Linked DNA regions of Homo sapiens: region 2 is linked to region 1. The links are chromatin loops, found by intact Hi-C in ENCODE. Cell type or tissue: Caco-2. All regions are shown on one strand. Each heading gives the region's core, and the rest is flanking DNA. Links, peaks and the distances in the headings are about the cores only.

Region 1 (15,698 bases), core at 3,443-11,442:
AAACAAACAAACAAAAAACACCTCAAATACAAATTCATTCCCTATATTAGTGCCTTCACCAGATCTCTGTACTATCCTGATGAAAATGTATAACAATTTCCAACATACATACGTGTGGGGTGTTTCAATAAGAAAAGCAGTCAAGGACAGTGCTCCTGAGTCAGTAGGCAAGTAGCCACTTTTGTCTGTTTAATCAGATCATTCCAAGGGCCTTGAATTTCCTTGTAATGTGCTTCACCTCTCCTCTCCATTGTGGTTAGCAACATCTTTGGTTCAATCATATACACAGCTTTGCAGTTTAGAGCATCAGACATAATGTTTTTCTCTTCTTTTTCCCTTTGGAATAAAAATGTTCTGAAATTTGGTAGTTCCCCTTGCACAATTTCAACTCAATATGTTACCCTTGCCTTTCTGGCTATTATCCAGGCTACAGAAATATTTAGGCAGCTGGGAAACCCATCTAAATTCTATTTTTTAACATTAAATCTAGCTAACAGAAATATGCTGATTAATCTTTATTATGCACAACTTTTAGCTCTATATCCCTTTCCCCTGTTATATTTCAACTTACACAAATAAATTAGTGTAATGCAGTTCTGCATCTTTTTCACAAGATGGCACTATACGTTTCTGTATTTATTATCAAGCAAGGAAACAATGGAATTCTAAAAATTTATAGTTTAAATTACATAAATTGTAGTTGAATATTAAAGGGAAAATAATAGCACAAAAACTATATGATGATCTAGTTTTCTTTAAGATATTTTAACTCCCTTTTAAAAAGTAATCAGTGAAAATTAGAATGACCTCAAGGAAATTTGTGTTTTTATTTCTTCCTGGTTTTTAATATCTATTAAGTCAGGGAAACCTTTCCTCCTTTAGAATAATATGATATGGTATTTTCACTGGTGCAGTGATGCCAGACCTCTACTTGGCTCTACTTTCTTGATTTAATTTTTCTAATAATGTAATAAATACTTACTTGGAGAACAACTATTCCAATATTATTAATATATAAAAAAATCAGATTTTTTTCAGAAATATGGGGGAAATCATAGAACTATGAATTCAAATTGGATTCTTAATGACATCTATGAGCATGGCCCTATAAAGAGTAGATTTTTTTTTCTTTTTTTTAATTTAAATAAAGATGGGGTCTCACTATGTTCCCCAGGCTGGTCTTGAACTCCTGCCCTCAAGTGATCCTCCTGCCTCGACCTCCCAGAGTGCTAGGATTACGAGCATGAGCCACCATGCCCAGCCAAGAGTAGACATTTTTTAAAAGAAGATATAAAGAATGAAAGTAACAGGAAAAGTTAAAGAAGTTAAGGGAATGCATAATTATTTAATTCTTCTATGTCTAGGCCCTGAGATATGCATTTCAAGTAACTATATGGAATAATAATAATAGTTAACACTCACTGAGCTCTTACTCTATGCTAAACGCTATGCTGGGTTCTTTGCAGAGGTGAGCTCACTTAATTCTAAAGCCCTATGGCGAGGTTACTATTATTGGCCACATTTCACATAGGAAGAACTGATCCTTAGCTAAATTATCCATCCATTCATTTATTCCTTCAACAAGTAATTGTTGAGTCCCTACAATGTGGCTTGAACATCTGAGTGTGGCACAGTTGAAATTTAAACCCCGAATCTGCTGAAACCAAAGCCCCAAACACTTCTGGTTAATTATAGAACTATAAAGAATAAATTTCTCAGATAAGCCTAACAGGAAATTCCACAGTGAAAAAGAGAAACAACTGCTATAAAATGAATAAGCAAATTGACACACTATCAAAAACAGTATTCTTCTCTTGTTTTGTGTATTTTCCTTAAGATTGATTTAAAGCTCCTTTATACAAGGTCCAATTCAGCCAAAGTGTGCTATAAACCTTAATTATATAACAATTCAACAACTATTTCTTGAGCATCTAATCTGTACCAGAGTGAAAATTACTTTTGTGGTAAAGACAAGAAGACCTGGAATGACATCCAGTCCAAATGGTGGACTAAGCAGAAGGGGAAATCCTTTTCACTCCTCCAGAAAAGCAAAAAATCAAAAAACATAGACATCTAGATAGGACATTTAAAATATTTTAATAGCATGTATCTAAACTAAACACTAAAAAAAAAAAAAAAAATCCAGGTTGCATAAATGAAGAAGTCTCCAAGTAAAGAGGAATTAAAGCTTCATTGCCTATGAAGTACCAGGATACCATAATTGAGGCTTTAATACTTTGTAGAGATAAGACTCAAAGTGCAGAGCCTGCACACAGCAAGAACTAGATTCATTGCCTAAAGTGAGAAGCCAAGGAAGAATTTTCCTGCCATGAGGCCAGTAGACTTTAAACAGAGCCCAGAAACAGCCCATCTGGTTGGGGATATGGAGGAGTCTACATGGAAAAGTCAAATCTATGCTCAGGTGAAAGTATCTAAATTTACATTATTCACATTATGCAGAAATCTCAAACTGGAAAACATGATAGTTCAGAACCTCAATAGAGGCTATGGGAAAATTTCCTAAGGGAAACCTCTAGGGCTCATATGATACTGCTAGGAAAGATAACTTACAGAAGGTGAATGCATAAAAAGAAATTATAATATATAAGAGAGTTTAGTGGTAAACAAGAAACCCAACAAAGTGGAGATTTCACAACTATGACAATACAGCAATCTAAAGGGGACTTTAATATAAACATATTTAAGATGTTCAAAGATATAGGGTTTTTGATGAGTAAAACTTTAAAGCTGAAGGAATTTGGACCATTTAAGAACAATAGAAAGGAAATAACAGTCACTTAAAAATAAACCTTTGATAGACTTGTTAAATAACGGTTTAGATACAGCAGAAGAAAAAATTAGTGAATTGAAGATAAATCTTTGAAAATAAACCAGAACACAGCACAGAGAAATAATAAGATAGAAAATGTGAAAGAGAAGTTAAGAGAAATAGAAAATAGAATGAAAATATTGGGATAAGAAGATAAATGGCTAAGAGAATTCCAGAATGAAATGAAGACATGAGACCTCAGACTAAAGAAGCATACTTTATTCTGAGCTAGATAAATGAAACAAATCCATTCTTAGACATATAGTGAAATTGTGGGATAAAGTAATCAAACTTACAAGTCATGAGAAAATCTTAGAAATAACCAGAGAAAAAACAGATTAACTTTTAAAGTGGACTATCAGCATGAGCACTGAGTTTTCACTGGAAAGAGATGTGTTTTTTTTAAGGGCTAAGAGTAAGTATAGTAAGCTAAATTTTATTCTAAAGTGAAGGCAAATTGAAGATACTTCAGATTTACTGATACCATCTAAAAGAAGCATAAGTTGGTCGACCTTTCCCTCTCACACAGCAGTTTTCTTTTGAACTGAAATATTGCCCAAAGTGGAGGGGAAAACTGACAAGTACAGTAAACTCCACTTCTAGGTAAGGGAATCTGTAATATTTCAAGTACTGGGAAGGACTTCCTCTTTTACCACCTGCCCTGCTAAAAGAGATTTTTAGTTGTCTTCTTAAGAAAATTCCTGTTACCTAAAAGAAAAAATAGCTTTGATAAACACCAACTTTTGTTTCAGTGAGAAAGATGCTGAAGGAACCATAGGATTTTGACTTCAAGATGTCCAGAATAAAGGCTTTCCTTTAATAATTTCATGTACAGCTATAAACCCAAAATATTGCTTTCTCTCCAGCTGGTATACCCATCCTTGGGGCAGAAGATTAGGGACATGCAACTTTTGGAATTTTAGATTTGTGGCAAGCCAATTCTTCCTTGTGTAGGTCTGTCCTGTGCATTGCAAGTTTAGCATCTCTGGTCTCTACCCACTTATTGCCAATAAATCTCCCACCCACACTATTTTAAAAACTAAAAATTTCCCCATATTTTTGGAAGACCGGTTCTGTGTCACCGCAGAACTAATTGCTTTTCTTTTCCAGTAACCTCCAGAAATACCAATTAGCTCAGTGCTTATCTAAAGATAGCACTTACCGCCTTCATCAGCCATCTTATCACCCAGCCATTTAAACAAACTTGGCTGCAACCAGAACAGCAGTTTTGCTCTGATTGGTGCTAATTCCCAATCTCTGTCCAATTATAGCCAATGCAATCTACAAAATACAATGTTCCCTAATGAATCAATCATATTAAAGTCAGCTCAAGTTATGAAAACTCATGTTGTAGCAGAGAAGCCTGCACTCCTGAGACCTCTGCACACTTTTTGTTCCCCTGTACATTGGCAAATCTTTCAACTTGTTCTCAGTTCTGAGCTCTGAGTACAAACCCTTTCCACCTCTTACCCACCCACCTAGAAATCGAACCTCAGATTCATATTGTGTAGAATACATTAGGTCAGAAGTCTAAAGAAATCAGTATTTAAGCCCATTTGAAAGTCAGTGAGAAATTTGAGAAGAGAAGCATTACTTCCCTCCTGGAGACAGAGCACTCTCAAAATTATAAATAAATAAGAGGCAGGAAAGAGTGAAATGTTTCCTGCTGAACTCTCTCCTTCCACCCCTCCTCCTCAGGCATAATGGGACCAGGCAAGTAAGGAAACCAGGGAGAACCTTAGAAACTGTGTGTTCTCTTGTTTTCTCTTTTGGGTGTGGTGAAAATCTTCAAATAGGAAATCAGTTCTATTCTTTTATAACACAACGTTTTCTGATAAAGAAAAATATTCTCTCCTATTAGAAGATATAATGAGAAAAATGTGATCAGTAAAGACAGTTAGTAACAAAGTGATGAGGTAAGAAACGGGCTTACTTTAGTGGACAGGGCTTTTTGGAGGCAGCAGACAGGGCCTTGTTGAGATTGAGCTGCCCTGTAGCATCACAGGCAGAAAACGCAGAGGAGATCCTCTGTAAATGCAGAGAGGAAATGCAGCAAGGTGTCAGACTGCACCTGAGGCTTAGGAGGCAGCCTGCAGAGGACTGACAATGGACAAATCAGCAGCCCAGAGAAGGAGCAGCCCGTTGGTGCTGTGCTCCACAGATAAGATGGGTGTCCAGGGGAAAATATGCAGGAGAGCAAAACTGCAGAAAAAAAGAAAATTATGCTCATATCAGGACATTCATACACAGGACAGCAAGGACTAAATCCAAAGATTTATATCTTCCTTCCTTCCTTCCCTCCCTCCTTTCCTTTCTATTTTTTTTTTTTTTTTTGAGACGGAGTCTTGCTCTGTCGCCCAGGCTGGAGTGCAGTGGTGCGATCTTGGCTCACTGCAACCTCAGACTCCCAGGTTCAAGCGATTCCCCTGTCTCAGCCTCCCAAGTGGTTGGGATTACAGGCACGTGCCACCAGGCCCGGCTAATTTTTGTATTTTTAGTAGAGATGGGGTTTCACCATGTTGGCCAGGCTGGTCTTGAACTCCTGACCTCAAGTGATCCGCCTGCCTCAGCCTCCCAAAGTGCTGGGATTACAGGCGTGAGCCACTGCGCCTGGCCAAAGATTTATATATTCATCCATCCATTCCTTCATTCAAGGAGTCTTTAGGAAGCTATAATTCCATGCCTGGCAATGTGCAAGGTGCTGCCCCAAAGTGAGCATAATAAAATCCCCTTTGGAGTTTGGCGAGGAAGACTCACAAATAAACAGACACAAAACAATGTGATCAAGTGATACAGAAGAATACAGGATGCTGGGGAAAGAATGGAGTTTTCCTGGGGTTATAGAGAAGGCTGGAACATACTTCACAGACTGTTTCTTTCAAGGGCGAATAGAAAAGCCAAGATGTAAATGTATAGGTCCAGATGCTGACGTGTAGGAACTGCAATTCATTTACAATGGTCAGAACCTCAGTTGTCTATGGGAGAAGGTGGGGAGAAGGCTAGAGAATAGGCCCATGAAAGGCCTGCCATGTAAGAAGTCTTGGCTTCATGTTGTAAGAAATTCAGAGAAAGAGCTTCTAAACTTGGAAAATCCTGTGGTCTAAATGTTTCCATACCCTGAGAATTCATTTGTTGAAACCTAATCCCCAATGCAACAAAATTAAAATGTGCAGCCTGTAGGAGGTGATTTTTCAAGAGGGATTCACCCTCATGAGTGGGATTAGTGCCCTTAAAAAAGAGGCCTAAGAGAGCTCGTTTCCCCCTTCTACCATGTGAGGACACATAGAAGGCACCACCTCTGAGGAATGGGTACTCACGAGACACCAAATCAGCTGGCACCTTGATCTTGAACTTCTCATTCTCCAGAACTGTGAGCAATACATTTTTATTGTTTATAAATTACCCAGTCTAAGGTATTTTGTTATAGCAGCCCAAATAGACTAAGACAGAAAACATGGCCAACATTTATTAATGATGCCCAACACTCATTTCCAACTTCCTTCTTCCTTGCTCATCTCTCCCTCTCTAGAAGCTGGAAAAAAACAAAACAAAACAAAAAACAACAAAACAAAACAAAACCCATATATTTACTTTCCTGGTCTCCCTTGTAGCTTGCATGACCATGGACCCAGTTCTGGCCAACGTGACCTGAGAGGTCTCATGGGCAGGCTTCTAGGAAAGGTTTCTCTCTCCCTGATAAACAGGAACAGGCCTGTGGGAGGAGCTCTCTCACCACTCTGGCCTCACTCTTGCTTCTTGTCTTTAAATTTTGAGGCCCGAGAATGTGGTGCCTGGTGCTGCAGGGATGTCCAAGATAATCACAAAGACATCAAGCAAGTACCCTAAAATCTGGAGCTGCTGATCTAATCCTCAAATCATATGCCTCCAGGCTTTTGTTACATAAACAGTAAGAATTCTTATGGCTTAGGTCAATATCAGCTGGAGTTTTCTATTACATGCTGCCCAAAACATTTCTAAGAGAGTTAATAATTTGTAAGTAGTTACTAAGAATTACTACAATGTGGTATTCATAAATTAAATTAAACTTATTTTGGAATTTACTAGGGACTCTAAATTAACATTCTACTGGCTTTTAAACAAATTTGCAAACTGCTCACTATTTATACATTGCAGATACTTGAAATTCTTTCTGCTTTTTGAAAGTACCCTTTATCATCAGTGTATCAACAGTATTATGTTGGGTTAGTCATAATTTTCTTCACTACTAGTCTTACTCTTTAATTATATAGGACTGTTCACTTCATCATTATTAATCTAGTTTATTTTGCATTCTTTGGTTAAACTTATAGTGTAGGCTTATTTTCATTTGATCTATAAATTTCCAAATAATAGACTTTACTTCATGTATACATTGTGGTTCCAAATAGAGCTCAACAATGTTGCTACTGATAAAGGAGTAACTCTCAACAAAAAGTTATTTGTCCACGTTTCGTTGGTGTTAGGCTACCAGCGGATTTGTGATTTTTTTTTTTTTAACTTACAATGCTATCACGGTGTCATATTATTACTGGATTATTTTTAAGATTATCTATGAAATCATGCTTATATGTTACGAACAATTCATGTGTATTATGAAATGCAAATGTTTCCTAGTTTCCTCTTTTCCCCTTTCAGGGAAGCATTCTCCAATCTATAAGGGTTGCCAGGTTTGGTCTTACATTTCTTTGGAATACTCCTCTAAGACTGCCAAACAGCACTGCTAATCACCTCGTGGAACTGTGACCCACGGTCCACTCAAGAAGCTGATGCCGTCTTCCCTGAGGGCACCATGTTCCTTTGGTCTCTTTAAACAAGCACATCACACACAGCTAAATGTAGATTGCTCTAGTAGAGCACTAGCAGAGTAAAGGATAAGTTTCTAGCTAACATAAATTTTTTATTTTGTTATCAAAAGGAAAGACACCTTTTGATAACAAAATACCTACCTTCACAAAGAGGTCAGTCTTCCTTCATAGCTGCCTTTCCTGCACACAGAGGAAGTCAGGTCTCCTTACTCAGTTCTCTCCCTGTGGAACTCTCTTCTTCTGGGAGCATTACACTTCTTTACACAGTAAGAGACCCCATTTTCTGGGTTTTTTTTTCCATCATACAATACCCCAAATATAAAACTTCTGTCAGGTGGTAGGGGTCAGGTTCTATTTTCATGTGTAAAAATTGATATAGATTTTCTATTCTGAGTTTCTGTTCCTGTGGTTTCTTCATCTGTAACAAGATAATAATAGTAGCTATCTCAGAGTGAATAGGAAGATTAAGTAATAGCTCATGTCTTCTAACAGTGACAGGCACATAGAAATAGCTACAGAGGAATTTGTTTTAAAAAAATCATGTGATGTTCCTTTGACTAATGTATCTAACTAAGATAGGTATATCTCTCCACGACAACTACCAATTTTTTCGGATATGGAATGGTCAAGTCCTGTGCTGGGGCTGTTAGTCTATTTAAACAAACGAATAAATAAGTACTAACTGGTTCAAATAGTGCACTTCCAACTAGCAAAAAAATAGAAATGCAGGGAAAAAAACTGAGACTAGAAATGGGCATTAGATTATTTTTAAAACAACATAAAAAGAAACTAATGAAATTAAAAGTGAAATAAGAACGGGAAATATAGTAAGAAAACACAGAAGAACAAGAAGCAAAGAGGAAGAAAATCAAGTTGTTTGTTCCAGGAAGCAAGCTTCAGAGTTAATGAATATAGTTTCCCGTGGATTACAGCCAGGAGAAAATTAACAGTTTAGGTAACAGCCAATCCTCACTGGATGTGGAAGTCCAGGAAATTGCCAAGGCAATAGCAGCTATTTATGACATTTTGAGAAGAAGGGATACGGGGAATTTCTCGTTATTAAGCAGCTGAGACAATGGCAGAAGGCCATCAAATAGTGGAGGTGAAGAACAGAACATGTCCAAAACTCAGCAGAAATGCAGTTACCAGCCATACAAATGTAGGGGAATGCTCCAAGTGTTTGTTGAATTCAGTTGGGTTGAACAGTAAAAGAGATGTAAGAACAGTGGGGAAAAAATGTGGAAATGAAAAGAGAAACGAAAGGAGACGCTGTGGGCTTTGCATCTTCTGTAAAGATGGGATGTGGCCTTTAGTGCCAAAAGAAAACTTGGCTTTGAATCCTGATCATATGTCACTGGACAAGTTAACTTAAATGCTTTGAACCTCAGCTTCTTCACCTGCCAAAAGGAGGTAATCCTAGAGGATTGTTATGAATTTAAGTGAAATAATGTTATGTCATTTCTGCCTGTTCTGTTGTTAGTGCTCCATAAATTTTAGACCTCTCCCCCTTTCTGTAGCTTTCTAATATTCTAAAAAATATTAAAAATATTTTTATAATGGAGAATTCAAATATTCAAAAATTAGAAAGCATGAAGCTGAAAAAAATTAAATGGTGCTGTGTTTGGACAATTAAAAGTAAAAAATAACTTGAAAAATCTGAGGTTTATTTCAGCTCTGTAAAATCAAAGAATTACATTACTAAGCATAATCCTTCATGTTGTGTATATTGATATATTTAGGCTAACTACAGAATGTGATTGACTTTATATTCATAATATATATATAATATAATATTAGCTCAAGCTCATAGATCTGACTTTCTAAATTACACCTTTACTTGAATTTCTCAGAGACATCTCAGATTGCATGTTCAAAACCAACCTCCTGATCTCTCAACACACAGATCTTTGTAGGGTTTCTCAGTTCAATACATGACACCATGTTCACATATGAAACACTCAACCCAAGAGGTTTCCTTGATTCGTCCAATCCTTCAGCCTCCACATCGAATTCAGCTTTAAGTCCTTTTCATTCTACCACCAAAATCTGTCCGTTATTCTTTATGTCTTTTGCCAACCTCTGCTCTAAGCCACTCTCATCTCTAGCCTGGAATAGCGCAATAGGCTTTTTTTCCTACTTAGCTTCAGACATCCACTTTAGCTTGTTTATATCTATTCCTCACATAGCCACAAGGGTGATCTTTTGAAAACATACGTTCCCTTTCAATTTAGAGTAAAATCCCACTCCTTTGCAGGGCCTATAAGGCCCTAAATGATCTGGCCTATGACCACCACTTCCTCATTTCATACCATTCTTCACCAGGCTCACTGACCTTTGACAGTTCTAGAACAGTCTACACTCTTTCTATTTTAGGGCCATTGTATTTGCTATTCCCTTTATCTGGAAACCTCTCTCCCAGCTCCTAACATAGCTGACCCCACTTTCTTTCGTTCTCAGACAAGCCTTTTCTGAATGTCCTGTGTAAACAATTCCTCGTTTTTACTTTCAATCACGATCACAACCTGTAGTTATTTATTGATTTATTACGTTAGCTTTTACTTATCTGTTTATCCCACTAAAATTTAGGCTATATCAGGGTAGAGACTGTGTTTATCTTTTTTTTTTTTTTTTTTTTTTTTGAGACGGAGTCTTGCTCTGTCACCCAGGTTGGAGTGCAGTGGCGCGATCTCGGCTCCAGGTTCACGTCATTCTCCTGCCTCAGCCTCCCCAGCAGCTGGGACTACAGGCGCACGCCGCCACGGCCGGCTAATTTTTTTGTATTTTTAGTAGAGACGGGGTTTCACCGTGTTAGCCAGGATGGTCTCGATCTCCTGACCTCGTGATCCGCCCGCCTCGGCCTCCCAAAGTGCTGGGATTACAGGCGTCAGCCACCGCGCCCAGCCTGTGTTTATCTTATTCTGTGGTGTAACCTTTACAATTACATTCAGGACTTCCTTGCTCTATAACTATGTGCAAAATAAGTACGTTTTTAGTGAATTTCCCATGTTTCCCTTTCTGCTAATGTGTATGTGTAGGTATATACATATTTACACATACACTCAGTGGTTTTTTGTTTTTAAAGTAAGCCCACCGAGAGTATAATCAAAATTTTTCTTCTATTTTCCCATTATTTTTTAAATATTTGCATTTTGTTGTTTCTGTGGTTATTCAAGCCAAACATGAAGATTACTTTCTCCCACAATAATTAGCTCCTTCTGGGAAAACTTTCTGGAAAAATTCTTTGTAGTCTTGCCCAATTTGAGCTCTGGTCTTATGTTAGCTTTTTTCTTTCACCCCTTATATTTCATCTCAACTGGCAAAAATATTGATTGACAGCTTAAAATCCATGTCCCTCTCTTGGAGCAGGAATTGATACAGGGATTAGGAAACCCCAGCACAGGCTAAGAAGTCCAACTGGCTGCTACAAATGTGAGGTCCTAAAGAACACCCAGGCCAGATGCTTAAACATATCTCTTTGCTAATAGCTTAGTACAAAGAAGAAAAAGGGTCCCTTGCTAGATACCATATTTCAAATGGTTTTAGAGATGGGATTTAAGGTAATGAAAACAGGTGAATAAATACCAATTTTTCTTGTTGAAAATACAGGTGGTTCTTTCAAGTGCAGCTGCTGTGTTTTAGGGGAAGATACTAGAAATATATTTTTCTAATTTCATTATTCTGAAACTTGATTTTTCTTTGGAAAAGTTTGAAACACTACATAAATGCAAGATACTAGGACAGTTGTTAATATTATTAATATTGACATTATCATTTGTATTAGTTATCTATTGCTGTGTAACACGTTACCCCCCAAACTTGGTAGCTTGAAACAACAGTTTTTGTAAAGTAGGAATCTGGCCATGGCTTAACTAGGTCCTCTGCTCAGAGTCTCACAGGCTGCAATCGAAGTGTCAGCTGATCGGCAGAAATCTCAAGGCTCAGGGGAGGAAGGATCCACTTCCATGTGCACACATGTGGCTGTTAGCAGTATTCATTTCTACCTGGGCTTTTGGCTGGAGGCCACCCTCAGTTCCTTGCATTATGGGCCTCTCCATAGGGCAGCTCACAGCATAGCAGTTTGCTTTATAAGAGCAAGTGAGCAATAAGGCAAGTCAGAGTGCTGCTAAGATGGAAGTCACAGTCTTTTATCATCTAATCTTAGAGTGGCATCCCATCACCATTGCCACATTCTGTTTATTAAAAGCTAGTCACAGGGAGGGGATTACGTGAGAGAGTGAATATTAGGAGGCAGGGATCATTGGAGACCTTTCTGGAAGCAGTCTACTATCTCATCATGACTTCAGATATACTGAGGCAATGTCATATTGTACTTAAGAGCACAGGCTTTGAAGACAGAGGAGATTGAGTCCCAGAACTGTTATTTATTAACATGTGACTGGACAAGTCACTTAACCTCTGTAAGTTTCCATTGCCTAATCTCTAAAATTCATGCATACTCCACAGAGTTAGAGGAATGATTAAATAAGACATCTGGCCAGGTGTGGTGGCTCACACCTGTAATCCTAGCAATTTAGGAGGCCGAGATGGGCAGATCACCTGAGGTCAGGGATTCAAGACCAGCCTGACCAACATGGTAAAACCCTGTCTCTACTAAAACAAAAAACAAAAAACAAAAACAATTAGCCAGGCATGGTGGCGGGCGCCTGTAATCCCAGCTACTCAGGAGGCTGAGGCAGGAGAATCGCTTGAACCCAGGAGGCAGAGGTTGCAGTGAACCAAGATTGTGCCACTGCACTCCAGCCTGGGCAACAGAATGAGACTCCACTTCATAAATAAATAAATAAAACATCAAAGTCAAGCACTTAGTACAGAACTTGGCACATAGTAAATACTCAATTAACATTGCCAATTATTATAGGTATGATACGAGACCAGACAAGTGATGGGGCCATCAATGTTTTCTTAATTGCACATCACTCCTTTATTATACTGATATGGAAAAATCATTTAGTATATTATACTAAAAATGAACATTGGGCCCATGTGGCAGGGCTAAGCAATTAAAACATGATTCAGAAATAAGACAGTGAAAAACACACTTGGACATGATCAAGGGGCATTACTCTGCCACAAAACAAGGTGGGGAAGATATTCTAAAACACACAGCAGGATGCATTCTTACCCCTTAGAAGTCAAGGAGCTTATCCCATATTGGTGTGGGACTATTTCTAATACTTTCTAATGATTTCGTGTGGGACTGTTTCAACTACCACTAGAAACCCCAGAAGGGCTTTTGTTTTGTATCATTATATATATACATGTATATACATGCATCATTTTATATATATATACACACACATATATATGTATCATTATTTATATACATATATATATATAGAGAGAGAGAGAGAGAGAGAGAGACAGTGTAAATATAGCATATAATCTTAATTTAGGATTGCCCTCAACCTTCTGGAGCCAGCTCCTCTAGAGTCAGGAAGGAAAGAAATAGTTATTTTTTTACATCATCAGGCAGGTTACATTTATCTTTCACTGGAGTGACTAAAGCCCCCTAAGGCAGTGGCCTGGCTACAGGAGAGCACAAGACTGGGGGGCAATAGGCTTTCTTGCTTCTCCTCATTGGTCATGCCTCAGCATGGTTCCCTCCCTAACCCCTACTTAAGCAGGTTCTTAGTAAACAAAGCACTAGCAAAAACCCGAGTTACTACCTCAATATTACCTTGAAAAAGAGGAGCCTTCCCTCAGCTTGGACTGAGAACCCAGGCCCCAGAGGTGTCATTCTGACTAGACTGTATGAAGGAAGTAGGTGCAGGAGACAAAATGGCTAAAATAAAAATGGGAGGCACCAGTCCCCATCTGCAGCTACAACTTGAGATGCCTGCAGTTGTGTTCAGTGTGGTACCTGCAATGGGCTGGGCAGGGAGGGTGTTCCTGGGGATAGTAGCCTGCCTGTTGGCCTTCACTTCTTGGCCTAGCCCTGGCAGCCATGGCTTCCTTAGCTTTATCTATGGAAGTTAATCCCCCAAGAACTGCATGGGCTTAATGGGCTTCCAGATCTTGTCCAATACTTAAACAATGGGAATACCAGTCAACAGGTTCAGCTCCATGATGGCCTCTTCAGGGAGACTCTCCAGATGCTTGTCAAGGAGACATCAATATTAGAAAGGACTCTTTAAAAAAAAAATTTTTTTTTTTTGAGACAGAGTGTCATTCTGTTGCCCAGGCTGGATTGCAGTGGTGCGATCGTGGTTCACTGCAACCTCCACCTCCCAGGTTCAAGCAATTCTCGTGCCTCAGCCTCCCAAGTAGCTGGGATTACAGGCACGTGCAACCACACCCAGCTAATTTTTGTATTTTTAGTAGAGATGGAGTTTTGCCATGTTGGTCATGCTGGTCTCAAACTCCTTAACTCAGGTGATCCGCCTGCCTCAGCCTCCCAAAGTGCCGAGATTACAGGCATGAGCCACTACATCTAGCCTACAAAGGATTCTTATGTGAAAAACCCAAGCCCTGGGATGATGGGATGATATCAATATGAGCTCCTATAGCAGCCATCTCAACAATTCATCATTATATCCTATGGATTTTACCTCCAAAATATACCTTCAGTTTACAGCTTTCTTCCTCGTTCCTCAGACACTTTCTGTCACCTGCATGAGAGCAATGCCCTCCTAACTGGTGTCCCTAATTCCTCTCCTGAAGGACATCCACTGAAGCCTTCATATGGCAACCAAGGTGATCTTTATGGTATCTTAAAAGACCAAAGCGGCCGGGCGCGGTGGCTCACGCCTGTAATCCCAGCACTTTGGGAGGCCGAGGCGGGCGGATCACGAGGTCAGGAGATCGAGACCATCCCGGCTAAAACGGTGAAACCCCGTCTCTACTAAAAATACAAAAAATTAGCCGGGCGTAGTGGCGGGCGCCTGTAGTCCCAGCTACTTGGGAGGCTGAGGCAGGAGAATGGCGTGAACCCGGGAGGCGGAGCTTGCAGTGAGCCGAGATCCCGCCACCGCACTCCAGCCTGGGCGACAGAGAGAGACTCCGTCTCAAAAAAAAAAAAAAAAAAAAAAGACCAAAGCACTCTCCAGATTTAACACCTTTCAATGGCTTGACCTTTTACATGAAATCCAGGTATTTTAATCTGGTCTACATGGTTCTATCTTTCCAACCTCATCTTTTCCCTACTCACCTTCCCCTTTATACTGAGCCACACCAGCTTTCTTTTGGGCCCTTGGGCTTGACAAGTTCTTGCCTGCCGTGGGGCCTTTGCACCTTCTGTTTTCTCTGCCCAAAACCCTCTTACTCAGACACTTCATCTAGCTGACTCCAGTTGTTCTTCGGGTCACAGTACCAGTCACTTAGTACGGACTTCCAGCACCTTCCTCTTTCAGTTTAAATGGGGCTTTGCCATCATTATTTCTTGTAGTAGCTTGTGCTCTCTCTCTCTCTCTCACTCTTTCACAGTTTCTTTTTATTTTGAGGGAATTATATGTTTAATTTCTGTCTGTTCTGAACAAACCGAGACTGTCTGTTTTATTCACCACATTATATTTAAGAATAACACAATATCTGACACATACTGTTAAGTAGGAAATAAAGGAGAAAGGGGAGAAACCTCGCAACTTGAATTACAGCATACCCTAATACTATACTTCTCTACTTACTTAAAACACCTCACCTACTTTCAACATTCTATCTGCTGTTAAAAGAGGCACCTGACCAGGCGTGGTGGCTCATGCCTGTAATTCCAGCACTTTGGGAGGCCGAGGCGGGTGGATCACCTAACATCAGGAGTTCAAGACCAGCATGGCCAACATGGTGAAACCTTGTCTCTACTAAAAATACAAAAATTAGCTGGGCGTGGTGGCGGGCACCTGTAATCCCAGCTACTCGGGAGGCTGAGGCAGGAGAATTGCTTGAATCCAGGAGGCAGAGGTTGTAGTGAGCTGAGATCATGCCATTGCATTCCAGTCCGGGCAATAAGAGTGAAACTCCATCTCAAACAAAAGAGGCACCTACACGTTCTCTGTTTCAGGAATATCTATATCCATTAGGGAACAGCTTTCTCTCTATTTCATTCCACC
Region 2 (15,698 bases), core at 2,434-10,433, 99 kb after region 1:
CCTAACATGAGATGACTGGGCCCAAAGTGGAGAGTTCCACAGGAGAGGGAAGCCATGGACAGAAATAATGCTAAAATCAGGGAAATCTGTCTCTGAGAAATCCGAGTTCACATGTTTTATACCTGAAATAAACTGCAGGAAATCAATGAATCTTCATAAAACCACAGAGTGGGAACAGACTTTATAGCCACTTGTTCCAGCTGAATCCTGTTTACCATGAATACTCATAGGAGTTCTTAAGCTATAATCCACATTTCATTTACAAAAGCTTTTTCCTTTCCTCTTTCGATCCATAGAAGAAGCAAGTTTGTGTAGTACTGCTTTGTCCCTACAAGTTGTAATGTCCTTACCTTCTGCCTAGATAAGAATAGACAAAGTCAGTATTTCTTAAGCCTCCCAACTTACCTATGAGGTAGGAACTATTATTTTCCCCATTTCCCAGATGATAAAACTGATTCTTAGAGAGGTTAAGTGGCTTATTCAGGATAAGTCGCAGAAGCTAGGAGTGGCAGAACCAGGATTTGAAACCAGACTGTCTGATTCCGACTTGTGTTAATAATCTCATTTCTGAAAAAAAAAAATTGTAGTGTTTGATGCATACAAAATAATATATGTGACATCATGTTCTGGCTATCTCTTGTATGACCAACCATTTCCAACTTTGTGGCTTAAAACAGTGATGTACTAATCTCTCTCACAGTTCTGAGGGTTTACTGGGCTCAGTTGGGCAGTTGTCTCTTGGAGTTTCTCATGCAGTTGCAGTCAGATGGTGGCTGGGGCTGAAGTCATCTGCAGACTCAACTGTGCTGGACACCCATGATGGCTTCTTCACTTATATAACTGGTGTCTCAGCTGGGAATAGCTAGCCAGACATCCCTTGTCTCCAGGCAGCCTTTCCATGTGGCTGACTTGGGCTTCCTCACATGGTGGTGTCTGGATATTTGGACTTCCTGCATGGTGGCTTGCTTTCTCAGAACATGTGTTCTGAGAGGCCCAGGAGGCAGATACAAGGCTTCTTATGACCTAGGCTTAGAAGTCACACAGTGTCACTTCTGCTGCATCCTCTTGATTAAACCCCCAGGTTCAATGTGGGAGAGGACTATACAAAAGCATGAACACTGGGAGGCACCGTGCTTTGGAGAGCCATCTTTACAGACTGGTTACCAAATATAAGTTGTGAAGCATAATCAAAACACAAACAGCCATCAATCCACCATTCAACTAGTGAAACAAAATGTTATCATCACCATTGAAGATATTATGTATTTTATCCTTAGCCAAATCCACTGACCTCTACAAGTGGTAATGCTGTCCTAAATTGTGTAGTTTTATTCCCTTGCTTTGTTGAAAAACAATGTGTGTATATAACTGTTTAATTTTGTTCACTTTAAAACCATATTTGAATGGTATCATATAGTATTGTCAACCTAAATAACAAACAGAGAGAGGCTATCTAAAAATATTTAGTTTAATCAGGAACAAATAGGGCATTGCAACGTGGGACACATGCTGTGACAAATCATACGCACATCCAGGAAGGCAAAGAAAGACAAGCGTTTTTAAAGGTAAAATGAGGAGGGTTACATAAGTTGTGAGACAATTATCCTTGGCTACAAGGATCAATAATAAGGGTAGCATCGGTCCAAGACTGGAGAGGCATTTGCTAGGCAGATGTCCTCACAAAAGTATTTTCTTTTTCTTTTTCTCTTTTTTATTTTGGCAGGGGGCGGTGTGCAAGGTTGTGGTGGTTTTATGCAATCTTATGGGTTTGGCAGAATCTTTTGTGATAGTTTCTGGCAAATATGTGTAAGCATCCCCCCACTTCATGACTGCCTAACTCCATTTTGCCAGCGTCTGACATAAGTCAGTCCATTTTGATACCAACAACTTTCACAGTATGTAGTCTTTCATTACTGCTTTTTTTTACTCTCAAAACTCTATAGTAGTCCCCACTTATCCACAGTTTTGTTTTCCGTAGTTTCAGTTACCCATGGTCAACTGTGGTCCAAAAATATTAAATAGAAAATTCCAGAAATAAACAATTCATAAGTTTAAATCACATGCCATTCTGAGTAGCATGATGAAATCTTGCACTGTCCCACTTCTTCCCAGCTGGACACAAATCATCCCTTTGTCCACCATATCCACACGTCCATGCTACCCACGTGTAAGTCACGTAGTAGTGGTCTCAGTTATCAAATCAACAGATCATAAGAAGAAGGCTAAGTACAGTAAAATAAGATATTTTGAGAGGGAAAGAAAGAGAGAGATCACATTCACATAACTTTTATTACAGTATAATAGTTATCCAATTTTATTATTAGTTGTTAATCTCTTACTGTGCCTAATTTATAAACGATAAACTTTATCATAGGTATGTATGTATAGGAAAAAAACATAGGATATATAGGTTTCAGTACATCCAAGATTTCAGGCATCCACTGGAGGTCTTGGAATATATCCCCTGAGGATAGGGGGACCCCTGTGTTTGTAAGATTCATCTATTTAATTGCATATAGATTTGATTCATTCATTTTCACTGTTGTAGCAAATTCTCTTATGGGAAAATACCACAATTTATTCTCCTATTCATCGATATTTGGGATAGTCTTTTTTTTTTGCTACTACACACATTGCTACTATGAACACTTTTCTACTGTTTCCTAAGGTACATATATTAGATTTTTTTCTCAGACACATACCCAGGAGAGGAGGCTGGGTCCTGAGTTATAAAGAAAATCATCTTTTAATCAGTCTCCCTGTCTCCAGGATCACATCCCTCAAGTCTGTTCTCTACGCTCTTTGCAGAGTGATCTTTCTAAAATACAAATCTGGTGTTACTCCCTTACGCCAGGGTCTTCAGTGGTTCCTCACTGACTATACCAGTGGCTCTCAAACTTTTGGGTACACTAGAAGCACCTGAGGGGCTTGTCAAATACATGTGTCCTGATCCTGCCTCTGGAGATTCGGATGCTGTCACTCAAGGGCAGACGCTTGTGTTTTAATAAACTCCTCCAAGTAATTCGATTGCATACTAAAATTTGAGTATTACTGGATACATCATTAATGTCCAAATTCTTACTGTAATGCAAAAGACACTGCACAATTTGGTCCCTGCCTATGACTCCAGCCTTATGTTCGGCCCACCTTGTCAAGCACCCTCGAATCTAGCAAAGCCAAAGGGCTTGAAATTCCTGGAATGCCTATTTCTGTCTCTAGCCCCATCCCATCTATTTCTTACTGTGGCACGTGTAGCTCTTTATTATTATTTTTTTACTGCCAGTCTTTCTCAGGGGAAAGTTGAAGAACTTTTCCTATTGTCATTTTAGCTTCAACATCTTGCATAGTACCTAGGTGCTTAAGGAATATTTATCAAATTCATTGATTTTTCCCAAGGTCACAAAACCAGTTAATGATGCATCTGGGATGAGAACCTACAGTTCCTTTTTAGTCCAGTGACCTTTCCACACCATGCAGTCATAATAACCAAATATCGCATTACTATAGTGCTCCTAATATCTGGACTAAAAGAAGAATGACCCTTCATTCCCCTTAGGAAAGGAGTACAAAATCGGTCCTGAAGGATTACACTGAAAAGAATATCCTCCTTTCAGAAGTACAGGTTGAGCATTTCTAGTCAGAAACCTCAAATCAAAAATGCTTCAAAGCTGAGCACAGTGGCTCACACCTGTAATCCCAGTACTATGCGAGGCCAAGGTTGGCTGATCACCTGAGGTCAGGAGTTCGAGACCAGCCTGGCCGACAAGGTGAAACCCCGTCTCTACTAATAATACAAAAATTAGCCGGGTGTGGTGGTGCATACCTGTAATCCCAACTACTTGGGAGGCTGATGCAGGAGAATCGCTTGAACCTGGGAGGTGGAGGTTGCAATGAGCCAAGATCATGCCATGGCACTCCAGCCTGGGTGACAAGAGTGAAACTCCATCTCAAAAAAAAAAAGAAAAAAAATGGTTCAAAATAGGAAACTTGTGGAGTACCGACATCATGCCCCAAGTGGAAAATTCCCCAACTGACCTCGTATGTCAGGTTGCAGTCAAAACTTTCTTACACAAAATTATTTTAAAATATTGCATAAAATTAGTTTCAGGCTGCGTGTATAAAGCGTGTATGAAATATAAATGAATTTCATGTTTAGACTTAGGTCCCATTCCTAAGATATCTCATTGTGTATACGCAAATATTCCAAAACTAAAAAAAATTCTAAATTCAATAATACTTCTGATCCTATCATTTCAGAAATACTCTACCAGTACATGTAAATCCTTGAACCTCAATTTCTTCCCAACTGGACTAAATTATGGTTCTCCAAATAATACAAAGTTTGTTTTTGTTCACTTTAGTAAATAGCTTTGAAAATCTACCTTTTTTTTTAATACTTTAAGTTCTAGGGTACATGTGCACAATGTGCAGGTTTGTTACATATGTATGGATGTGCCATGTTGGTGTGCTGCACCCATTAACTCGTCATTTACATTAGGTATATCTGCTAATGCTATCCCTCCCCGCTCCTCCCACCCACGACAAGCCCCGGTGTGTGATGTTCCCCTTCCTGTGTCCAAGTGTTCTCATTGTTCAATTCCCGCCTATGAGTGAGAACGTGCCTACCATTGTTTTTAAAGGTTGCCTTTGGAAAAGTCATAGAGGTTTGTTTATTTTGTCACCCATCTTGTTTCTATTTGTTTTAAATTTATTTACCTTCAATTACTTTATTAATCTTTTCTGCACTATTTATAACTGATTCCATTGTTTTAATAAACTCAGGCAAACCATGTGTAACCTATTCAAAACTATCCATATTTTATTATGCATTTCTGGGAGGCCTTTTTTGGAGATTTCCCATAGATCAGAATATGAATGGAATTGTTATTGTTGTGTCGTTGGACTTGGCTTCTAGCTTTAGAATTCCTTCTAAATGTTTTTTCAATCAGACTTCTAGGGTCTTCTATAGTTTAATGTTCTCATGCTTCCAAATTTCTGCTCTTTTAGAAAAGCAATGTTGTATGCAACTTCAAATAAAATATAAACAACAAAAAGATTTATCTGAAAACTCATTTAAGGTGATTATTGGGTAAATGAAGTTAATCTCATGTTGAAATAAGCCAAGATATTTCCATTTAGCAACATATCCTATTTTACCGATATGAATTATTGCCCTGACAGTGAGCCACAGCAGACAACTTGAGACAAGAATAATTAATTAAAAGATACATTTCTTGAAGCAGATGACATTGACAGAGTAAGAAATAAGCAAAGCAGGAAGGCAAAACAGAATTTACAATCTACAGATGAGGCACTAAAAAAGCTCAGCCCTTTCAAGTGGTATAGGTATTTTCTTCCGATGAACAAAAATGCAGAAGGCAATTCAACCCTTTAGAGGTCTGTTTTTCATCAGCTTTGATCTGAAAATTGAGACAAGTGTTTGGAGTACTGTCACTGATAAGGAGGAAAGTGAGGGCTGGAAGCATAGTCGAACAGAATGTGGTTACTCACACCCTGAGCGATTAAACACTCACTGCATTTTTTAAGGCAAATTCCACAAGTCACACAGTTTCAGAAATCATTACAGGGAAAAAGAACACCACACTCAGTACTTTCATAAGAGCAAAAGCTGTCATGACCACAGAATACCAAAGCATAAGCTGTGCACATATTCCCAGTTTCATCTTTAGTTTCTCTTATTTGTTTCTAGACACTGTTTTCTCTGCCACCGACAGTGTTTACAGTCTCTGACTGTCACATAATGAAACAGAAGCAGAAAGCCTTTATTATGGTGTTCATACTTTGGAAGACACCAACATAGCTAGGTGCCAGACTTGCTTTTGTTTTATTTTATTTTTATTCTCTCTCCTGGAGAAGTTTATTTCCTTGCTCTGAGGATCTGAAGAAATTTCAGGTCAGCAGATTGTTAGTAATTAAAAGGTCAAATTAATAAATCCAGTTGCATGGTTGAGACACAACCCAATGGGACCTAAATTATTATAGACATTTGCTCCTAGAAGAGGAAGAGCCATTCCATAAGCCCATCCATCATTGTAATTCTAAGACTTTTTGGTCCGGGCAAGAGTGAAACTTCTCCTACTGGCCTGGATTGAGCATGTGGAAAATCTGACCATTTTATTCAGTGCCTCTAAGGCTGGGGCAAGATCTCATCAGCAGCTAAAAAACAGAAACTTCTGACTTAACCATAGTGCTTTAGTTTCCTCCTTATTAGCAGAATGCGTGAAATCTCTTTAGAGTTGCTCTCTTTCTGTATCTGTGCTAAATGACTGTGCATGTGTGACAAAGTATAGTTAATGAAATCATTTAAACATTACTCAGCACCCACTATGTGGCAGATACTGCAAGGCACTGGAGACACAAAGAAGAATGAAACATAATTATCCCAGGCCTCAAGCAGTCATGGTCTAGTGGGGGGAGACAGATCTGCAAACATCTAATTACTATATAATGACATAATGTGGAAAATGCTGTAATAAGAAGTACACAGGGAGCTGTAGGAGCATAGAGGAGGGATGAACTCATTCCACAGGGTTTCCAGGAAAAGGGAGACTGGGACCATGTGACAAAGATAATGATATATTTATCTGCTGAGCCAGAGTTCTCCAGGTAGAGGAGTAGAAAGGCACTCCCAAAAGAGGATCTAGCAAAGACCAAAGCTAGTTGAATGTTTGAAAATATGTTTAGGAAACAACTGATTTGGAAAGTTTGTTATCAAGGGACCTCATTCAACAGGGGAAACCTTGGAGAAAAGAAATAATCCCCTTTCTACCGGCACACAGAGGAGAGTAGATGAAATAAACATTAGAGTTGCTTTGAAAAGGAAAAGAAGTAGAGATGGTTCAAAGAAGCAACAGACAGTGTGATGGGGAGGGAGGAGGGTAGGATAAGGTAAAGCCAGTCCCAGATGGATGCCCTCATGTTTCCACATTGTTTCTAAGTCCATACCTTTATCAGGTGCATTTTATTCCATTTTTACACACGTTCCCCTAGCCACCTGGTCTCTGAAGCAGCACTGAACCCCTTAAGTGACAGGGTTCAAAGATGAAACCGGATTCGGCCATGCCCCAGGGATGGTGTTATCTAAATCCCAAGAGAGACATAGACTAAAGGTCCCCTCAAAGAACAAAAATAAAAGGGAGACAAAGATTTCATCAGCCAAATTTGGGATCTTGAGGAGGAGAAAGGCTCTCTGGACAATTGAACTCCTGTCAGAACTGGGGAACAAAGCAGAAGCTTGTTACCTAAAAGACCAGGAACGTTCAGCCAGAAACTAGTGATACGGATTAATTTCCAGGATATATGTTTTTTGTTTTTTGGGTTTTTTTGAGACAGAGTTTCGCTTTTGTTGCCCAGGCTGGAGTACAATGGTGCAATCTCGGCTCACCGCAACCTCTGCCTCCCAGGTTCACGTGATTCTCCTGCCTCAGCCTCCTGAGTAGCTGGGATTACAGGCATGTGCCACCATGCCGGCTAATTTTGTATTTTTAGTAGAGACGGGGTTTCTCCATGTTGGTCAGGCTGGTCTTGAACTCCTGACCTCAAGTGATCCGCCCACCTTGGCCTCCCAAAGTGCTGGGATTACAGGCATGAGCCACCGCGCCCAGCCCCAGGATATACTTTTAAGTGAAAAAGCCAAATGTAATCCTAGGATGTTATGTACATCCTAATGTGTATAACATAGTATTAAAAAGTACACACATAAGGCCAGGTGTGGTGGCTCATGCCTGTAACCCCAGCACTTTGGGAAGCTGAGGTGGGTGTATTTCTTGAGCCTGGGAGTTCGAGACTAGCCTGGCAACATGGTGAAACCCTGTCTCTACAAAAAATACAAAAATTACCAGGGTGTGATGGCATGAGCCTATGGTCCCAGCTACTCAGGAAGTTGAGGTGGGAGGATCACCTGAGTCTAGGAGGTCGAGGCTGCAGTGAGTCGTGATCATGCCACTGTACTCCAGCCTGGGAAAAAGAGTGAGAATCTCTAAAAAAAAAAAAAAAAAAAGGAAGAAGAAAGAACGAAAAGAAAAAAAAGAAAAAAGGGAAAAGAAAATATACATGTATCTTCTTATTTGTGCAAATAGAAACATAATAAGAATAAACTTGAACTAATGAGATTGGTTACCCAAAGGAGATGGGTAGGGACTCAATAGAAAGAATGGGAGAGCAGGAACAAAGGAGAAGGGCTAAAGGGAGGTGACATTTCTCTGATTATACCTTTAGATATATATGTATATGTATATATATATATGTATATGTATATGTGTGTATATATATGTATGTATATGTATATATATAGATACATATGTACACACACACACACATATGCTTTGACTTTTGGTATCATGATCACATTAGTCATACTGAATAAATAGTCAAAATGAATTAGGAAGTAGAGAACATCGAAAATGAAATACAGTAACAAATTTGAAAAACAATGTTTTGACTATATTTTGTAAGGCTAAAGACAAAAAAAAACTGTTCACAAATATTGTTAGTTACTGAATTTGTTTTTCACTGGAGTATGAGTTAGCAATTCAGTAACTACTTTGTGTATGTTCTAGGACTGCTCAAATAAATATATTGGGGGTAATGAGAGTCTGGTTCCTCACTATTGGAGACAGAGATGGGACAGGCTTGAATGAACACTGAGGTGGTGGTTTGGAATCTGAGGTATCAATGTGAACTTGTGTTTTTGATATATTTGAGATAGCTAGAGATAGAAAAAGATGTAGATGGATGTATGTGGAACTTATGTATGTGTATACATGTATATATTTCTCATCTGTTTTCTCTGTGAGCACCTAGAAACAACATCACCTTGGCAAATGAGCCCCACCAGCACTCAGATCTCATTTTCATTTTAAAACCATTCTCTAATAAAAGGAACCAGTGCTCCTTGGCTGATTCCAGAGTTGAGGAAAAAAAAATACAAGGGGAGCCTGAAATATCTTGTGATGCCAGAAAGTAAGGAAATGATAAAAAATTGATGAGTCATGTGAAAAGGACACCAGAGTCCACTTGAGGGAACTCCCCATGGTCAAAGCTGGGAAAGGCAACAAAATAAATGAGACTAATAGATTATAACCTACTGATTACAATAAGTATTCATGAGTCCACATTGATAGAAAGACATACTGTTTTCATGTGGACCTTTATTTTCTACAATATCCTCATCTATAATAACGGAATTAGTAATGTTTATCTTGCAATATTGTTGTGAGGATTCATTTGGGAGAGGGTTTGAAAGAACTATTTAAAACACATAAAAAGTGCCTAGAAATGTTAATTGACTTCCCTGCCTTGTTCTCTTAGTACACAGTCATTTTCCTGGAAAACCAGACTATCACAATTTTGAAGCTGAATCCCTGGTAGAGTTTTGATTTAGTTTTAGAAATATGGTGTTAATCACTTTTTAGCAGCCTCCTTCAAAATGAAACCTTCTACCCATTGACTTGTCAGTAGTATTTAACCTAGAATAGTCATTAGGAATTCATCATCATTTCCCTATGCATTCTGCCTTCAGCTTCTTCCCTCCAGGTAAATTGCAGACGTGATGCTCAGAATTAAACTGTCAGGATGCTGCCATTCTGCTGCATGCTCCGGACAGCTGGCCGTTAGGGAGCACTGCAGGCTTGGAAGAGGTGACTTGTCTCCCTGTGTACAGCCCTCTGGGTAGAGCAGCTGTCATCTAAATACAGATGCTGATCTCCAAAAGAAGTTCCAGTTTGGTTACAGAGGTAATTTCAGCATTTTTCCTTTCTCTCAATATTTGAGTGGTCCATTTTTAGGATTGTTTAGAAGAGCTTCAATGGACCTATTTTCCTACCTATTTTCTATGGGTATTGTCTTCCCCTTCAGGTAATATGATCCTTGAAGGCAGAGAATGTTTCTACTTTTCTTTGCTAATCCCTCAGCATCCAATTTAATAATCTGCACACTAGACTTGATGCTATCAATCCAGTTATGGGTGCAAAGTAATCTTAGGAAGCAGATACAAATCCAATCCTCCTTCTGTTAGAGGGAGATAATAATACCTGCTTTTTACCTATCATACAAAGATGTATGTTCAAATCATTTTTTTTTAAGTTGGAAAAACATACTATGATTTGTGTGTAAGTGCTTTAGACTCTCTGGCATAAAGACAGTTAATTTGTTGATAACACTATGATGTTACTTATTCAACAAATATTTATCAAGCATTCATGTTAGCCCTGGTATTGTGTTAAATAGTGAGGATAAATAAAACTCAGGGCAAATAAAAGACTGTAACATCTGTCCTCAGTGAGTTTATAGTCAAATAATACGTGACAGATGTATAAATATGTTCAGCAAAGTGCCATAGTGTATGTGCTATGACAGCCATCTGTACAAGGCACATTGAGGCACAAGGAAGGTCAAGACATTCTACTGAAATTATTGAGAAAGGCTTCACAGAGAAGCTATCAATGTGAGCTAAGTTGGAAAGACAACCTAGCAACAGCATGAAGAACAGGTAAAAAGGAGAACTGACTGTAAGCAAGGAAACCAGTTATGAGACAATTCCAAGAGTCCAGGCTGGAGACAATGAGTCCTGCAGCAGCGACAATGGCAGCAGCCAGCACTCTGCAGGTCTTGTATGAAGAGCTCAGTGAATATTTGTTGAATATGTGAGGAATATCCAAGGAAACTGAGACGATAAATGTTGAAGGAGTAGGTATGACAGGAATTAATCATACAGTCATTTAACAAATGTATGTTTTGTCTCTACTAAAGATTGAACACTGTTCTAGGGGATGAAAATATAGTTAGTAAGCTAGACCCTGGTTTCAGGGGATGCACATTTTAATAGACAAGAAAAATGAACAAACAAAATAAGTCAGGTGTGTATAAGTGCTAAGAAGGAAAATGAAGCTGGATAGGAAGATAAGAGAACAGTAGGGGAGTAGGTTACTAATTTTATGTGGGGTGGTTAGGAAAGGGCTCAATGACAGATATTTCTATCAGTAGACAGATGAGCAAAGGAAGGTGGGGAGCTGTGTATCTGGAGGAAGAAAGGTCCAGGGAGAAGCAGGAAGGCTAGCATTTCTGGCACAGAGGAAGCAGGAATAAGAGAAGCAGAAGGTGAGGGCAGAGAAGAGGAATACACTGTGATAATGTGGGATGTCATTCCAGGATCACAGGTTGTCCCACAAGTCCTGTGTGCAAACCGTAAGTGAAATTCTGAGGGCTTCTGTTGGCAGCTCCACGGATGCTGGAGGTGGTGTCTTTAGGAGTACTCAGGTCTCTAGCCTTTGAGGAAAAGGAATACTCTAGAGTGGCTTCATGCTTCCTTGTTGAATTCCTGGTGCCATTCAACGAGATAAATAGTAGAGGTAAAGCCAGCCAGAGCGGTGGTGAATGAGCTACGTAATGAGTGTGTTAAGATATGTTGAGGTTGAGGTGTCTATGAGTGGCCAAGAGGGGCTGTCTAGTAGGCTGCCTATATAAAAATCTGTATCCAGGAGAGACTTCAGAGCTGGAAATAAGTGTTGTGTGCTTGTTTTTGATAGTTCTCTCATGGGAGTTGGTGTGGTCGTTGAAGGAGGGGTGAGGGAAGCAGAGGATGATGCTAGCACCTGACGATTGCCAACGTTTTAAGAGAGGGCAGAAATAAATGAGATTCCAAGTAAGACTGAGAAGGAATGTTTGGAGGTAGAAGAAGGAATAATAAAAAGTGATATCATAGAAGTCAAAAAGAAGAGATTTCTCAAAAAGACTGGAGTGGCCAGGTGCGGTGGTTCATGCCTGCAATCTCTGCACTTTGGGAGGCCACGGTGGGCGGATCACTAGAGGCCAGGAATTCAAGACCAGCCTGGCCAACATGGTGAAACCCATCTCTAATAAAAAATACAAAAATTAGCTGGGCATGGTGTCGTATGCCTGTAATCCCAGTTACTCAGGAGGCTGAGGCAAGAGAATTGCTTGAACTCAGGAGGCGGAGGTTGCAGTGGGCCGAGATCGTGCCACCACACCCCAGCCTAGGTGACAGAGCAAGACCCTGTATACCTCCCCCACACAAAAGACAGGAATAATGAACATTGTGCATTGAAGAAATGCCAAACGGGAGGTAAAAACATAAAGACACTGAGCACAGGTTACTTTTTCAAGGAACTTTGGTATAAAGGAAAATGTGTGGGATGTTAGCAGGAGAAAAATCAAAGGAATTGAAATGAGGCAGTTCTTCCTTTTGTTTTTGTTTCAAAGGTGGTTGGAACTTTAGCAAGTTTGTAGGCTTTGGGAAATGAATGCCTATACAGAGCTAGAAGCTGAAAATTTAGGAGAGAAAAGAAAGAGCTAATTGAGCAAACTCGCGGGAGACAAATGAAAATGGGAAGAAAGGCATTCCACTTGGAAGCCTGGTTCACTAGTGGGAACAGCACCCTTATCCTAAAGTCTAATCCTGTCTTTATTTCAGATTTTGATATTCTATGAATCATGGGTTTTTTGCATTAAGTTTAATTTTTTAAATATATTAAATTAAATACTATTTATCTTTATCACAGAGTTTTTTGGTCCTCTGAAATTTTACAGCAGAACTCTTACACACACACATACACACACACACACAGACACACACACGCACACATATATATATCCCTTACTTACCAATGAAAATGTTATTAGGATTAATTATTCAGGAATAAGGTTAATAATTAGACAAACACTAAGGACTGGGGATGCAGGACATAGGTGGAGGTGAATATTCTCTGGGGCTCAGGGCCTGGACTCCCAGGGAGCAGCAATACTGTGACTTCCCTGGTGAAGGAAACGAAACAGAAAGGCACCACACAAGGGATCCCCTCTACGGATGGGCCTGGCTTTGAATGTGAGCACATTGACAACAGCCATTAGATGTTCACTAAATCATTCTTCTGTGACCTGATCCCAGGATCTTCAGTAAAGCTTTCTATCAGGGACAAACTACTGCCCAGAAAACATATAGCAACTAATGAACTCATATTATTACCAAATTATGAACCCATGCAGTGCATTTCCTTATTTTAGTACATTCTTTTCACAAAGCACAATTTATGTCCCTCCCCTTGTGATAGCTTTTTCTCCATCTCTGACTGATATATTCATGCAATAGATTTATGAGTTTCATATATTTACTTATTTTCTAACAGCATAAAATTCTACCCACATAGTTGATTGGCATCATTTTTATTTCTTGTTGAAACCCAATTTAATTCTTTATTGCTGCTGATTTACAATTTTCACTGGTGATAAAGAGAGAATGAGGGAATTCAGTTGTGAGTATCAAGGCTCACAACATTATAAAAATAGCTAGTTGATGGCAAAATGTCTCACTAGCCAGTCATGTAAACATAAGTAATTGTTTTGTCAAGTATTGGCAAAGGAATTGACATCTATTTATACTCTCGTTGTCAATGGTGTGATGGTAAACATTTAACAACTAGTTCTCTTGAAATAAAAGCCCTATTTTTTTATGTTTGCCAATTTCCATGGTGTAAATGCTCATAGTTGATTTCAAGCTACCCACCTGACATCGCTGAATGTGGAGTGGAAAAGAGTTGCACACTTTTACATGATATTTCTACCATATAGATAAAATGAACATAAATATTGTGTATAGATTGTTGTAAAATGTAGTAAAATCACCAAGATGTGAAGAGTTTGGATTATTTGTTACCTTTTTTTAAAAGAAATTTATTTAATTCTAAGGTTATACAATTTAATTTTTAATAGTGGGATGTATTAGTTTGGTGCAAAAGTAATTGCAGTTTTTGCCATGACTTTTGATTACTTTTGCACCAACCTAATAAAATAAAATTCCTAAAAATATAACAGTCAGCTCTAATGAGGCTGTATTGTCCAGCTTCAGCATACCACTGTTCCTTCTAACTTTAATGAAGAGAGTTAGTTATGAGGAGACAGATAGGAAGCACATAACTTCTTATTTACTATAATAGCAGCAGCTCTCAGAGATGGTGGCTGCCTGCTTTGAAGGAACAACAGAGAAACTGAAAACACAGTCAAAGAAGCTTTCCATGCAAAGGTACAACATTGAAATATATAATCATGATTATCACATACTATGAACAATTCATAACGCTTTGACACATCTAGCTTTGCGCTACGCAAGTAGGTCCTTACTATTGAATCTGCCCAACGTAGCTATTCTGCCAGGTAGCTTTGTTTAGGATATGGAAATGTTTTTCCCTTGTAGATTTATAAAAACCAAGGATCCCACTCTAGAACTGGAAAATGGGGGCTCATCCTAAAGATGGTTAGTCTTCTCAAATATAATGCAGGGAACTGTTGTCTGTAGAATAGTGCCTCTGGGATCAAAGTTCCCTTTAGCAAAGTAAGGTTTGGCATGCTTGCTTGTGTTGGAAGAAAAATTCTTTTCTCTCCAGTCTTATGTCAAAGTCTAAGCAACTTAGGAGTATATCTTTGTGATGCAGGATTTTTGTCTGCCACTTTGCCAGTTGGGGCCCTCCATGGCCAGCGATGCCCCCACCTAGGCCTCACTTGGCCCCAGGCTGGCTGCAGGAGGCACTTCATCCACTCGGCCCACCAGGCTGCGCCTGGCTCGTGCACCAGCTCAGCCCACAGCTGGGCTGGGTGTGCCCCAGCCTGCCTGTGTTACAGCTTGTACCCACATTTGCTGGTTCCTGAGTTCTTGTCCCATGTCCAAGAATGAGGTTATACTCACAATAGAAGGGTAAGGAGGACGGAGAAGAATTTTATTGAGCGATTGAACAGTTCTCAATAGAGAGGGGAGGCAAGGGTGGTCCCCCGCCCAAAGTTGGGTGGTGTCTCTCTCAGTGTGTCTAGGTCCGGGGCTTTTATGGGCTCAGAATGGGAGAGTACATGCTGATTGGCTTGTGAGTATGCAAAAGAGGCTAAAACAAATCACCACAAAAGGTGGGCATGACAGTGTAAAAAACCAATTAGGGAAGGGTAGGTATATGTTAAATAGGTGAAGGGTGGAGATCAATCAGGGGAAAGTGTGCCAAACAGGAAGAGATGTTCTTAATCCAATCCATGGATTTTTCCGAGATTGTGGCTTGATTTTCAGGATTTAAACTGTCTTTGGTTTCAAAGTGGGGTTTCACCAGCAACCTGCCTGTATCTGCCTAGGCATTTGTCTGCCTCCTGCCACTATCATTTGTACTGTCTCGACTGGGAATGTGGGTCCAGAATATGACCCATTTAGGTTTTCTTCCAAATGGGTCATATTCTGAACCCACATTCCCAGTGTTTGGATCAGTTACCCAGTTTGAAAGTCCTGGGCTTACAACATGTACAACTTTGAATTATTGGGAGGATATCCATTCAGGAGAGAGGCAAGAGAGCCAATTGCTAATGTGCTGCTCCAGAGCCCCAGCCCTTCCAACCTGCAGGAGATGGGGAATGCAGACTGGGAAATTCAGTCTAGAACCTGTGTAGCCATTTCTATTTCTGGTCACAAAGCCTAATCCTGGAATTCAACTTTTTCATGACTACAGTTACTATATGTTATTTTCTACATATGTTACTTAACAAATTTCTATTCTTTGAGCAACTTACATTTTTTGAGGAACTTACATCCTCTATTCTGGCTAGGAAACCTGTCAGTGAAAGTATTTTTGGTATAGGGCAATGATTTTCCAATGATTTTCCTGATAGGAGATACTTCCTGAGCAGTTCCACTA

The links. Peaks named below come from ENCODE experiments on the same cell type or tissue, not always from the same donor. Only the 100,000 strongest peaks of a DNase experiment are listed, where the experiment ranks them.
Region 2: it touches region 1 in a loop (7-fold over the local background); 3 of 110 quality-filtered maps call a loop at or near these places.

The regions. Positions count from the first base shown.
Region 1 is chr13:60,320,647-60,336,344 of GRCh38, reverse strand. LOC105370228 (a long non-coding RNA gene) reads right to left here and starts at 7,920. Exons shown (of 3, transcript XR_942002.3): 1 at 7,777-7,920. RefSeq lists a silencer at 6,577-6,646. In Caco-2, for the core only: CTCF peaks have their summits at 6,325 and 6,529; a DNase peak (open chromatin) is centred at 6,584.
Region 2 is chr13:60,220,662-60,236,359 of GRCh38, reverse strand. LINC00434 (long intergenic non-protein coding RNA 434) reads left to right here. Exons shown (of 3, transcript NR_047022.1): 2 at 9,542-9,755. Among named protein-coding and RNA genes, the nearest start is that of LINC00434, 40 kb to the left of the region's middle. In Caco-2, for the core only: a CTCF peak has its summit at 9,635; a DNase peak (open chromatin) is centred at 9,629.